2 separate regions of the Homo sapiens genome follow, and region 1 is linked to region 2. A link is a contact called in ENCODE Hi-C or POLR2A ChIA-PET data. All regions are on one chromosome and are shown on one strand. Each heading gives the region's core, a stretch centred on a gene start or an enhancer-like site at or near the end of the contact. The rest is flanking DNA. Distances are from core to core; before and after follow the strand shown. Region 1 overlaps SLFN12L (schlafen family member 12 like). Region 2 overlaps SLFN11 (schlafen family member 11).

The links. A loop is a pair of places that touch in the nucleus more often than their neighbours do. ChIA-PET counts read pairs that join two places held with the same protein, here RNA polymerase II (POLR2A). Pooled maps may share reads with other maps.
Region 1: a loop to region 2 is called in a pooled map, with 3 times the contacts of the local background. The contact joins two enhancer-like sites. A Hi-C loop is called at or near these places in 1 of 37 single-sample maps with no recorded cell type and 10 of 50 pooled maps. POLR2A ChIA-PET finds 5 or more read pairs at or near these places in 4 of 52 experiments (CD4-positive, alpha-beta T cell, activated CD4-positive, alpha-beta T cell, activated naive CD4-positive, alpha-beta T cell and 1 more).

The regions. Positions count from the first base shown.
Region 1 is chr17:35,485,720-35,491,763 of GRCh38, forward strand. All of the region lies in intron 2 of SLFN12L (schlafen family member 12 like), which reads right to left. It also overlaps the pseudogene E2F3P1. Among named protein-coding and RNA genes, the nearest start is that of SLFN13, 40 kb to the left of the region's middle. RefSeq lists an enhancer at 1,457-1,736 and a silencer at 4,251-4,545. Within about 2 kb of position 2,157, at least 21 of the 41 ENCODE cell types and tissues checked have a DNase peak (open chromatin) inside an H3K27ac peak, as active enhancers do.
Region 2 is chr17:35,345,185-35,351,009 of GRCh38, forward strand. It overlaps SLFN11 (schlafen family member 11), which reads right to left. Exons shown (of 7, transcript NM_001376007.1): 7 at 5,121-5,825. Among named protein-coding and RNA genes, the nearest start is that of SLFN11, 26 kb to the right of the region's middle. Within about 2 kb of position 1,332, at least 23 of the 41 ENCODE cell types and tissues checked have a DNase peak (open chromatin) inside an H3K27ac peak, as active enhancers do.

The DNA.
Region 1 (6,044 bases), core at 907-3,406, 140 kb after region 2:
TCTGCATATGGTTAGCTATTTATTGAATAGGGTGTCCTTTCTCCATTGGTTATTTTGGTGGACTTTATCAAAGATGAGTTGGTTGTAGGTGTGAAGCTTTATTTCAGGGGTCTTTATTCTGTTCCATTGGTCTACGTGTCTATTTTTGTATCAGTACTATGTTTTGGTTACTGTAGCCTTGAAGTATAGCTTGAAATGCAGTAATGTGGTGTAAGGCTCCCTATCCTGTTTTGTTCTTTTTGTTTAGGATTGCCTTGGCTATTCAGGCTCTTTTTTGGTTGCATACAAATTTTAAATCATTTTTTCTAATTCTGTGAAAAATGACATTGGTAATTTCATAGGAATAGCATTGAATCTGTAGATTGTTTTGGGGAGTGTGAACATTTTAATGATACTGATTCTTCCAACACATGAGCATGGAGTGCTTTTGCATTTGTTTGTGTCGTCTATGATTTCTTTCAGCAGTGTTTCATAGTTCTCCTCGTAAAGTTCTTTCACCTCCTTGATTAGCCCCTGCTCTCCAATTCTTCTTGCAGCCTCTGTAACTGGAGTCCTGTCCCCTTTCCTCCCAGCCCAACTTCCTGCACTGTCTGTATCAGGCCTTGCCCTGGATGAACCCTTTTGGCTCACCCACCATACACAGAAGGTGACAGAAATCACATCTCACCCTCAGATTGCTTAAGGAGGGTACGCATACCACTGGGAAACTTGGAACCCATGGGAGCTGCAGTTGAGCCACCTTATAGAGGACCGAGCACTTGTGGACTAGCCTGGGATCCTGGCCACCCGAGTCCAACACCTGCAGCCATGTAAAACTTTCCATGGTTCAAAACCTCAGGCTTCAGGCATACATCTGGAACACAATGCTAAAATTAAATAAATAAATAAATAAAAACGAGCTGAGGACTGAGCCGACCAAATCTCTAGGGCCTAAAACTCACTGGCCTCCCTTAAACCTTGGGTCTAGGTTTACAGGTTAGATGTTTCCACTGAAATCCTTTATACTTTTGACTATAGGGGAAATTCTATCAGACCTGAACTCATGATTTAGGCTATGTTGTTGGCTATCTTTAATGGGAATGGGGGTGGCATTCATATCTCCTTAGAGTTATGCCAGAACAACAGGTTAGTAAGAACTGCAACCCACAAGGGTGGGACAGGAGGCAGAAGAGCTACCTCCTGGGGAGCAAAAAGCATAGAGCGTGATTTGCCGTCTTCGGATACCACTTTGCATTTAGTTCGGAACAGCACTGCTTTCACCCTTTCCCTCTTCTAGATGATAAACCAGCAGCGCAAGAGGGTGCTTGGTTTTTCTTTCAGGATCTAGGGCGCAGTTCGTCAGTGCCTGGTCACATTTCACCTAAATAACCCATTCCCCAACTCCCTGAATGCTCAGGACTCCAGGAGGGTGGGCAACCCCCATCCGATGGACACCTGCCAAGTCTGGCCTGTCCATACAGCACTCCCCACTTCTCCAGCTCTGCACCAACACCTCACGGGCTTGAGCCACCGCGCCCGGCCGCCCTGCGGCTTTTTAAGGCGCTCCCCAGCCCACGCACGGGCGGAAGTTTTGTCATCTACAGCTTTCAAGTCCTCCATTGCTAAGTCTACAACAGCCTGCGGTTTTGACAGACATTGCTACAGAGACAGGAGCCAACTTTCCCAGAAGGGAGAGAAAGCAGCCTCGGGTCTCCCCGAGATCGGTGGGGTTGCTCTGGCAGCGCCCCACCTCGTCCCGGAGCCCACGGACCACCCCCCCCGGACCCCCGGAATAAGAAACGGAGGCTGGAAGGTTTGGCAGTGGAGCGGGACGAATTTATCTGCCAGCAATTCCCTGGAAACAGGATTCCTTGCAGGCGCTGTGCCAGCGCGGGCCCTTAAGCAACTGAAAGTTAAACGCCCACGTGAATAGCTCTGAGGGATCACGGAGAAGTTCTCGTTTCGTCTGTACCTATTTGTATTTTCTAAGGCGAAAAAAAAGTTATTTAAAGAAAAAGAGAACGAACCTGGCGAGGTCCATGTCTGCGCACTCTTCACCAAGTAGGGGGACCTGAGTTCTTTTCCACTTTCCTGCTCTCCGCGTCCGTGTGCGGCTAGCCCCTCGCTCAGCTGCATTTCTATCGGGCACTCGACTCCCCGGAAGTGGTGGCACCGCACGCGCTGTTATCGACTCTGCGCCTTTGGAAACGGTGTGTCTGCGAATCCAACGACGGGCGCGGTGACTCACGCCTGTAATCCCAGCACTTTGGGAGGCTGAGGAGGGTGGATCACCAGCTTAGGAGATAGAGACCATCCTGGCTAACATGGTGAAAACCCGTCTCTACTAAAAATACAAAAAAATTAGCCGGGCATGGTAGCGGGCGCCTGTAGTCCCAGCTACTCGGGAGGCTGAGGCAGGAGAATGGCGTGAACCCCGGAGGCGCAGCTTGCAGTGAGCCGAGATCGTGCCACTACGCTCCAGCCTGGGCGACAGAGCAAGACTCCGTCTCAAAAAAAAATTGACGAAGGACCAAACCCCTAAAGGGGTGACATTCCAGCTTGACTCGTATCCCAGAGCAGCCCTGCTGTCCCCTTGCTTGAAAGCGCAGTTGACGCCAGAAACCGGGGGAGAGCAGCTACTAATGCACAGGGGAGGAGGGAGGTGCGAGGAGCGGGTTGCTCTCAGAGAGACAGAGTTGAACAACTACCCCTTGCGGTGTAGGAAGTATCTTGCGGCCTTCTAGGCCAATTAGTTGGCTTCGAACAGTCCAGTGGCTCCTCTAACTGGATACAGCCCTCCTGTCACGTTGCTTTCGTGGGGCCCTTGTTATGGTAATTACGATAATACACGTTTCTCCAGCCCACACGTCTAAGAACTGTTGCGAGAACCCATACTTTTTGAAATGCACACAGGCCAAAATGACTCACTAACTGAGGAGTTCACCAGTCTGAATTGCCCTTTCTCCCTAGCTCCATCCCACTCCGGACTCAATTAAGGGCCTGCCGTTGGAAGTCCCATCTAGAATCTTAAGGTACAGGCAGAGTACTTCTTCACACTGAATGAGCACATGCATTGAAAGTATATAGCTGGCCGGGCGCGGTGGCTCAGGACTGTAATCCCAGCACTTTGGGAGGCAGAGGCGGGCGGATCACCTGAGGTCAGGAGTTTGAGACCAGCCTGGCCAACATGAAGAAATCCCGTCTCTACTAAAAATACAAAAATTAGCCGGGCGTGGTGGCACGCGCCTGTAATCCCAGCTACTCGGGAGGCTGAGGCAATAGAGTCTCTTGAACCGGGGAGGCGGAAGTTGCAGTGAGCCCAGATCCCGCCACTGCACTCCAGCCTAGGCGACAGAGCGAGACTTTGCCTCAAAAACAAAACAAAACAAAAGTACATAGCCGTGCTTTTCTTCATTTCATCTGATTCTCACGCCAGCTCTAAGGAAACAGCTTCACTGAAGTGAGGAAACTCTTCTTCAGTCACTGACTTACAAAATGGTAGTGCAGGGATTTTCCCAGACCACCAAGAAGGCATCCAAGAAGTAAGCAAAAAAGATTACGACGTCGTTCCTATACCGTGGCAGTGGCTCACGCCTATTATCCCAGCACTTTGAGCGGAGGAGACAGGAAGGTCGCTTGACCCCAGGACTTCAGGACTAGCCTGGCAATATAAGGAGACGTCATCTCTACAAATAATTTTTTAAAATAACCGGGCGTGGTGGCAGTGCACTTGTGGTCCCAGCTACTAAGGAGGCTATGGTGGGAGGATCACTTGAACTTGGGCTGTTGAGGCTGCAGTGAGCCGTGATCAGGCTACTGCACTCCAGCCTGAGCGACAGAGTGAAACCCTGTCCGTATATATATGTACATATATATATGTAAAATGAATGCAGCAATATACCCCCCAAAATTATATTAAGACCAACAGAGGTTTACTCTCGGTATCCAAGAGTGATTTAGATGTGAAAATCAATCGGCCTATTCACTGCATTAATGAAAAAAGGAACATCACATGATCATTTCAATAGATACCGAAAAAGCATTTGACTCTTGAAAGTTATCCTCAGAAAGAATACATATGACGTCTGCACTTATTCCATAGATCAAAACAAGTCACCTTGCCAAGCCTAATATCAATGGGGCAGAAAACTGTCATCTACTTCCGGAGAGGAACACCAACCTTGTGGAATATTATGACAGTTTATACAGCACAGCATCTTATGCTCCAAGTGGGACAAAAATCCCACAACCAGTCATGATTTTTAAAAAGAACCCTTAGCAAATTGGGAATAGAAAGAAATATCCGACATCCAGATCCTCACCACGAACACTTCCACCACCTCCTGTTCCCTCTCCCTCCAAAGCGGCGCCGTAGCCACCGGCCCCCTCCTCCCCAGTGCCCCAGGCGCGGAGCAGACCGCCGGCAACCTCCTCTACACCACGCCGCAGGGACCCTCCAGCAGAGCCGGGCTGCTGCAGCCACCAGCGCTGGGACGAGGCGGCAGTGGCCCTCTGGCAAAGTGAAGTCTGGAGCTAGGAGAAAGCGGTCATCAGTACCTCTCGGATGGTTCAAAAACCCCCAAGGGCAAAGGAAGAGCTGCACTAAGAAGTCCAGATACTCCAAAAACTCCAAAATCTACCTCAGAAAAAACACGGTACGATAGTCTCTTGATCTGCTCACCAAGAAGTTCATTCAGCTCCTGAACCAGTCACCCGATGGGGTCTTGGTTTTGAACAAGGCAGCGGAAGTGCTAAAAGTGCAAAATAGAAGGATTTATGATATCACCAAAGCTCTGAAAGGCATCCATCTCATTAAGAAGAAGTCTAAAAATAACGTCCAGTGGATGGGTTGCAGTCTGTCTGCGGATGGGGGCATGCTGACCCAGTGTCAAGGCCTGTCAAAAGAAATGACCAAGCTCACTCAGGAAGAGAAGAAATTAGATGAACTGATCCCAAGCTGCACGCTGGACCTCAAACTATTAACCGAGGATTCAGATCGTCAAAGGTTAGCTTACGTTACATATCAACATATTCGAAAAATTAGTGGCCTTAAAGACCAAACTGTTATAGTTGTGAAAGCCCCTCCAGAAATAAGACTTGAGTGCCTGACTCAATAAGAGAGCCTACAAATACATTTGGCAGGTACCCAAGGGCACATTGAGGTTTACTTATGTCCAGAAGAGACTGAAACACAGTCCAATGACAACAAACAACCAAGACCCCAATGGGAATATCCTTAAACCCACCTCGTTGGTTTCAACCAACTCAGGACATAGCGATTGCTCAATTTCTATGGGAAACCTTTCTCCTCCGGCCTCCCCAGCCAACCTCTTACAGCAGACTGCGGACCAAATTCCTTCTAATCCTCTAGTATGACCATTTGTGAACTTACTGCCTCCCCTGCTGCAAGATGACCATTTGTGAACTTACTGCCTCCCCTGCTGCTCCTCCTGAGCCTCGGGGAGGAGGAAGGCATCAGCGATCTCTTTGATGCCTATGATTTGGAAAAGCTCCCACTGGTGGAAGACTTCAAGTGTAGTTGATTATGCTTCATGTGAACTCTCCTTAAAAACCAATTTTTTTAAATCATGGAACCAGAACATATGTCATGCAATGTTGTCCCTTCCTACTTTCTTCCTCCAGGAGAGTATCATGAAGTAAACTACAAACTTCAGAAGAAAGCTGACATTTTCATGAATTTTTTAAAAATTAATAAACAAATTGTCTAAACGCACAGTTGCAGGCTCCCTTGGGAAAGCCCTGCTTTGCTACAGGCTCCAAGATCTCCTGGCTAGGTCAGCAAGTGAGAAAATGTACAATCAGTTGTCTCTCACCCCGACTTTTCCTTCCTCCTTCCTCCCCGGATTGGCTTGCTGTGCCTGAGGGATGGGCTGCAGAATGGGGTCTGGCCACCTGGCCTGCTGGGAAACAGCAATCTTCCTTAATAGCATTTCAAGCCATGCCTTCTCCACAGAATGCATGTCTTTGAGGTCTGCTGATATGGAATGGAACTGCAGCAAATGCAAACTTGAAGTCATGCAAAAGTATGAAATGAATTTCTTCAG
Region 2 (5,825 bases), core at 82-2,581:
TCTTTGGTGCCCCCTTCAATTTTGCACTAGCAGGTGCCTCACTCTCCTGCCTCACTCTCCTTACCCAGCCCTCCCCATAGGCTCATTGTCTTAAGTGCGGTGATGATTTCAAGGGATTCTACATAGGCCGATATCCATCATTTTGTACACTTTAAACAAGTGCAATTTCATGTATATCGATTATAGCTCAATACAGTTATTTTTATAGTAATATATAAAGCAATAGAGCACAGGCTCTGTGCACTGGTCGCCTTTTCCCTGCAGCTGTGGTCTCCGTCCTAGTTTCTCGCATCTCCAGAATCCAAAGACCAAGACAATTCCCCAGGGTAATGCTGTCGGCGCAGGACCCGAGACTCCTGCTGCAGGCATCTTCTTTGGCTCCTCCTGAGGTGGGTGCTGCGCTCAGAGGCTTAGGCCCGCACCCACCTCCCTAACCCACGCCCCTCCGCAGCCGCCTGCTGCTCGCGCGCTGCAGAGATTGATGCCCACCCACCCCTTTTCCGGGCAGGCGAGGATTAGACAGGGTCCAACCCCAGGGGACGCTGGCCTTCAAGCCCACCAACAACTGGTCAGAGTGAGGATCCCCAGATCCGCCGGGATGAGGGGAGAATCTGAAGTTCGCAGGGTCTGCGAAATAGGCTGGAGAAAGCTCATTTACAGAGAAAAAAAAAAGACGCGGAACTGTCTTCAGGGCCCTCAGAAGTGGTTTAAATTCTCCGCAAGGAAACCGAGGCGGGTACTGAGGTCGGTCTCGCCCTTTCCAGGGCGCGCAGTGAGGTCACCCCGGGAACGGCTGTCACCGCGGGAGGAGAGCAGCCCAGGGAACTAAAGACGAGTCCAGTTACCAGGGAAATGTCCTGAACACGTGTGGTCATCCCTGCCGGAATGAGGTTGAGTGATTCCTTAGGTCAGGCACTGCGGTTAAGTCCTGCAATCCCAGCAAATTCACAGGCAGAGGCAGAGGCGGGAGGATTTTTTTTTTTTTTAAATTAACCAGGCCTGGTGGCCCTAATCTGTAGTGCTAACTACTCAGGAAGCTAAGGCAGGAGGATCCCTTTAGCTCAGGAGCTGGAGGCTGCAGTGAGCCGTGATTGCGCCACTGCACTACAGCCTGGGCGACAGAGCTAGTTCCTGTTTCAAAAAAGAAAAAATTCCTCAAATGTTAATTATGAAATATTTCAGAAGTACGAAAAAGTGTACCACCACCGGCGCTACCACTTCCACCTTGGCAAGTGAAGCCCCACTACAATGGAAGCGTCGGGCGTATCCTCCCGGGCCTCTTTCCCTCCCTCCCCGGCCCTTCCCTCTTCCGATTTCCCTCCCGCCCTTTCCCCTCCCTCCCCTCCTGACCTCGACTTCCTTCCCTTCTCTGTCTAAGGGGCAGGGCGGAAGATCGAGCCTCAACGCTGCCCCACACCCACGCTGGATTTAAAGCCCACGCTGTAGGCGTCTGTCTCCGCGGTGGCAGCGTTTTCCTGTCCTCTCCAGGACTGGGAGAGTGCAGCGCTCCTCGTTCCCTTTCCTGGTGCAGGAAAGTGAGACCGCCTTCAGCCTTCTCTCTGCGCCTCCCCAGACCCTCATCTCTCCAGTGATTCTTATGGCCCTGCCCTGGGAGGGGGTCACCCATTCAGCAAAAAGTCACCGAGGGCCCAAAAGGTTTTGCCAGAGAAATAGGACGGCTGAAAATGTTACCCTGATGGTACAAACGGAATAACCCCGTAGGCACACATAATTAGCTGTTTTCTGAGGGTATCAAAAGCCACTATGGGTGGAGTGCCTCACGCCTGTAATCCCAGCACTTTGGGAGGCCAAGGTGAGAGGATCGCTTGAGGGGAGTTCAAGACGAGCGTGGACAATTCTGAGGGACCCCGTAGCTACAAAAAAAAAAAAAATTTTAGCCAAATATGGTGAGCATGCCTGTAGTACCAGCTACTGAGGAGCCTGAGGTGCGAAGATCACATGATCCCAGGAGTTTGAGACCAGCTTGGGCAACAAAGGGAGACCTCCTCTCTACAAAAAAGAGAAACAAAATTAGCCAGGCTTGGTGGCCAGCGCCTGTAGTCCTAACTACTCAGAAGGCTGAGGTGGGAGGATCCCTTGAGCCCAGAGTTTCCAGGCTGTAGTGACCGCACTCCAGCCTGGGCAACAGAGCAAGACCCTGTCTCAAAAAAAAAAGAAAAAAAAAGAAAAGCCAATGCATACTGCTGGTGAGGCAGGATAGTTAGGCAAGGAAGTAACCATGTTTTCTGGAAGCAGCAGCCATGGTTATAAAATAACTATCATATGATCCAGCAATCCCATTTCTGGTTAATTAAATTTCAATTGCAAGCACCCTTTTCTGGGTATATATCTAAAAGATGTGAAATCAGTATGTCAAAGAGGTATCTACGCTCCCATGTTCATTGTAGTATTGTTAATAATTACCAAGATGTGGAATTAAACTATCCATTGATGCATGAACAGATACAGAAAATGTGTTACATACACACATACACACACTCTCAAATACACACCACACAAAATGAAATACTCTTCAACCTTAGAAAAGAAGAAAATCCTGTCATTTGCAACAACATGGATGAACTTGGAGGACATTAAGCTAAGTGAAATAAGCCAGGCACAGAAGGACAAATACTGCATGATTCCAATTATATGTGGAATCTAAAATAGTTGAACTCATGGAAGCAGAGGGTAGAAGAATGCCAGGGGCCGGCTGGGGGACAAAGGTCAGGGAATGGGGAGATGTTGGTCAAAGGATACAAGGTTTCAGTTAGGATGAATAAGTTCTGGAGATCAGTTGTACAGCATGGTGACTACAGAGAATAATAATGTATTGTATACTTAAGGGTATTAGAAACCAAGATCTGGATCCCCATTGCTATTTATTTGTTTGTTTAATTTGTTGATGTTGACTGTGGTGGATTTTTTTTTTTTTTTTTTTTTTTGAGACAGTGTCTTGCTTTGTCACCCAGGCTGGAGTGCAGTTGTGCAATCTCGGCTCACTGCAACCTTTGCCTCCCAGGTTCAAGTCTTTCTCATGCCTCAGCCTCCTGAGTAGCTGGGACTACAGGCTTGTGCCACCATGCTCGACTGAATTTTTTTGTATTTTTAGTAGAGGTGGGGTTTCACTATATTGGCCAGGTTGGTCTCAAACTCCTAGCCTCAAGTGACCTGCCCACCTCAGCCTCCCAAAGTACTGGGATTACAAGCGTGAGCTACCACACTCTATCTGTTATGACTTTTGCCAGATATCCTGTATATGCCTAATACTAGAACAATCTGAGCATCTAAATAAATAATGTAGCGTTGGAATATAACACAAAGTATTAAATAAATATCTATAAGTCCATTCTTACAAGTAAATGAAGAATTCCAAATAATTTATATAGATAAATTATTTTGTAGGATATATAGACATTGGCCCCCTCAAGAAAGTGGAGCTTCAATCCTCACCCTTTGAGTGTGAGCTGCACTTAGCAACATAGGAGGAAGGAAAAGTAACTTCACTGTAGAGAAACCTGGCAAACACTTCCTCTGTCAGCTGGTCAAGGTTGATATCATGAGTGATAAGGCATGTTGATAGCATATACCCTTGATGTGATGTGATGAGAATACCTCTTCATTCCTGTGGTCTTCCTCTTGAAAACCTATAACCCCAGTCTGAGAAAAAAATCAGACAAACCCAAACTGAAGGACATTTTATTTGTAGATACCTGACCAGTACTCCTCAGAACTGTCCAGGTCATCAAAAATAAAGCATCACAGGTCAGAGGAGTGTAAGGAAACATGACCACTAAATGTAGTATGGTGTCCTGGATGGGATCCTGGAGTAGGCAAAGACATTAGAGAAAAACTAGAGAATCCAGGCCGGGTGCAGTGGTTCATGCCTGTAATCCCAGCACTTTGGGAGGCCGAGGAGGGCGGATCACAAGGTCAGGAGATCGAGACCATCCTGGCTAATACGGTGAAACCCGGTCTCTACTAAAAAAATACAAAAAATTAGCCAGGTGTGGTGACGGGCGCCTGTAGTCCCAGCTACTCGGGAGGCTGAGGCAGGAGAATGGCGTGAACCCCGGAGGCAGAGCTTGCAGTGAGCCGAGATCATGCCACTGCACTCCAGCCTGGGCGACAGAGCAAGACTCCGTCTCAAAAAAAAAAAAAAAAAAAAAAAAAAAACTGGAGAATCCAAATAAAATGTGGGGTTTAGTTAATAGTCATGTACTAAGTAAGGTTGGTTCCTTAGTTGTGATGAATGCATCACAACAATACAGTAATAAAACAGGGAAATAGCCACTGCAATGGCTCACACTTGTAATCCCAGCACTGTAGGAAGCCCACGCAGGAGGAATGCTTGAGCCTGGGAGTTTGAGACCAGCCTGGGCAACATAATAAGACCCCGTCCTCTACAAAATTTTTTTAAAAAAATAGCCAGGTGTAGTGGCATGCACCTGCAGTTCCAGCTTCTCAGCTAGTTGGGGTGAGAGGATCACTGGAGTCCAGGAGTTAAAGGCTGCAGTGAGCTGTGATCACCCAACTGTACTCCAACCTGGGTGAGAGAGCAAGACCTTGTCAAAATAAAATAAAATAAAATAAAATAAAATAAAATAAAATAAAATAAAATAAAATAAAGAGGAAACTAAATGAAGGGGACACAGGAACTTTCTGTACTATCTTTGTAACTTTTTCTGTAATTCTATAACTACTCTAAAATAAAAAGTTAATTTAAAATATAAAAACATTTTGTTTCATTTTATAATGGCTGGGTAGATTTTCAGATCTTTAGTGAAGTAGGTCCCAGATGTCTAGAGGCAGATTGCAGAGATGGGCAGGCACCCATCCAAACCCAACTGAGTCTAGTGCACTGGCTCATGCCTATAATCCCAGCAATTTCGGAGGCTGAGGCAGGAGGATCACTTGAGCCCAGGAGTTCGAGGCTATAGTGAGCTATGATTGCACTACTGCATTCCAACCTGGGCAACATAGTGAGATCTTGTCTCTTAAAAAAAAAATTGAAAGTTAATGTTGCTTAATCTTTTACTGGCTCGTTTTGGCCCTCTCACAGAGTCACTGGCCTCAGTCTTCTCCTTTTCCCCCATTTAAGCACTTATTTTACAAGACCATTTTTTTCAGTTTAATGAGACACAAACTCTCAACTTTTTATTTAAAACAGAAATGCAGTAGTAAGCTAAACCTTTTGCCATTCATAGGGAAACAAATATCAGTAATCCTCTTTGTTCTAAACAAAAATTCATAATTATTTATACATTTTAAAATATTATATTGTTTCAAATATTGTTAGTGGGGCAATAAATCATAAAGAGATACAACCAGTCGAAATTAGACTTTTAAAGAATTACTCTCAAAGACATTGCAACAACTCCAAAGTCCAGGGATCTTATAAGACTAATTTATTAGTAACAACATTTACAAAGATAGCTTTTTAATGCTGAGTTGTATCTGATTTAATGCAGTCAGAAAGAAAAAAGAAACATTTATCTCATTTTGCTGATCTGTCAGATTTTGCTTAAGTTAGGAGAGCCTGCAATTTCAAGCCCAGATAACTGGAATTCCATGAATAAACACAGAAAGACAGGAGAAAGGCAAGGAAGTTCAAAAATCACAGTCTGGGGGGAAATCAGTAGAGTAAGATTACCAATAAGTGAAATATTGGTCATATGATTTCTTAGTTTCCATTAGTTATGCAAATATTTTACTGTTAATATTTAGATTAGTGTTTTAGAACGTTTTGTAGAGACTGAAAAGCAAATAAATAATTGCATTAGCATTGTTAAGTATCAGTGTTTTCTGTTTGACAAATAATCGTA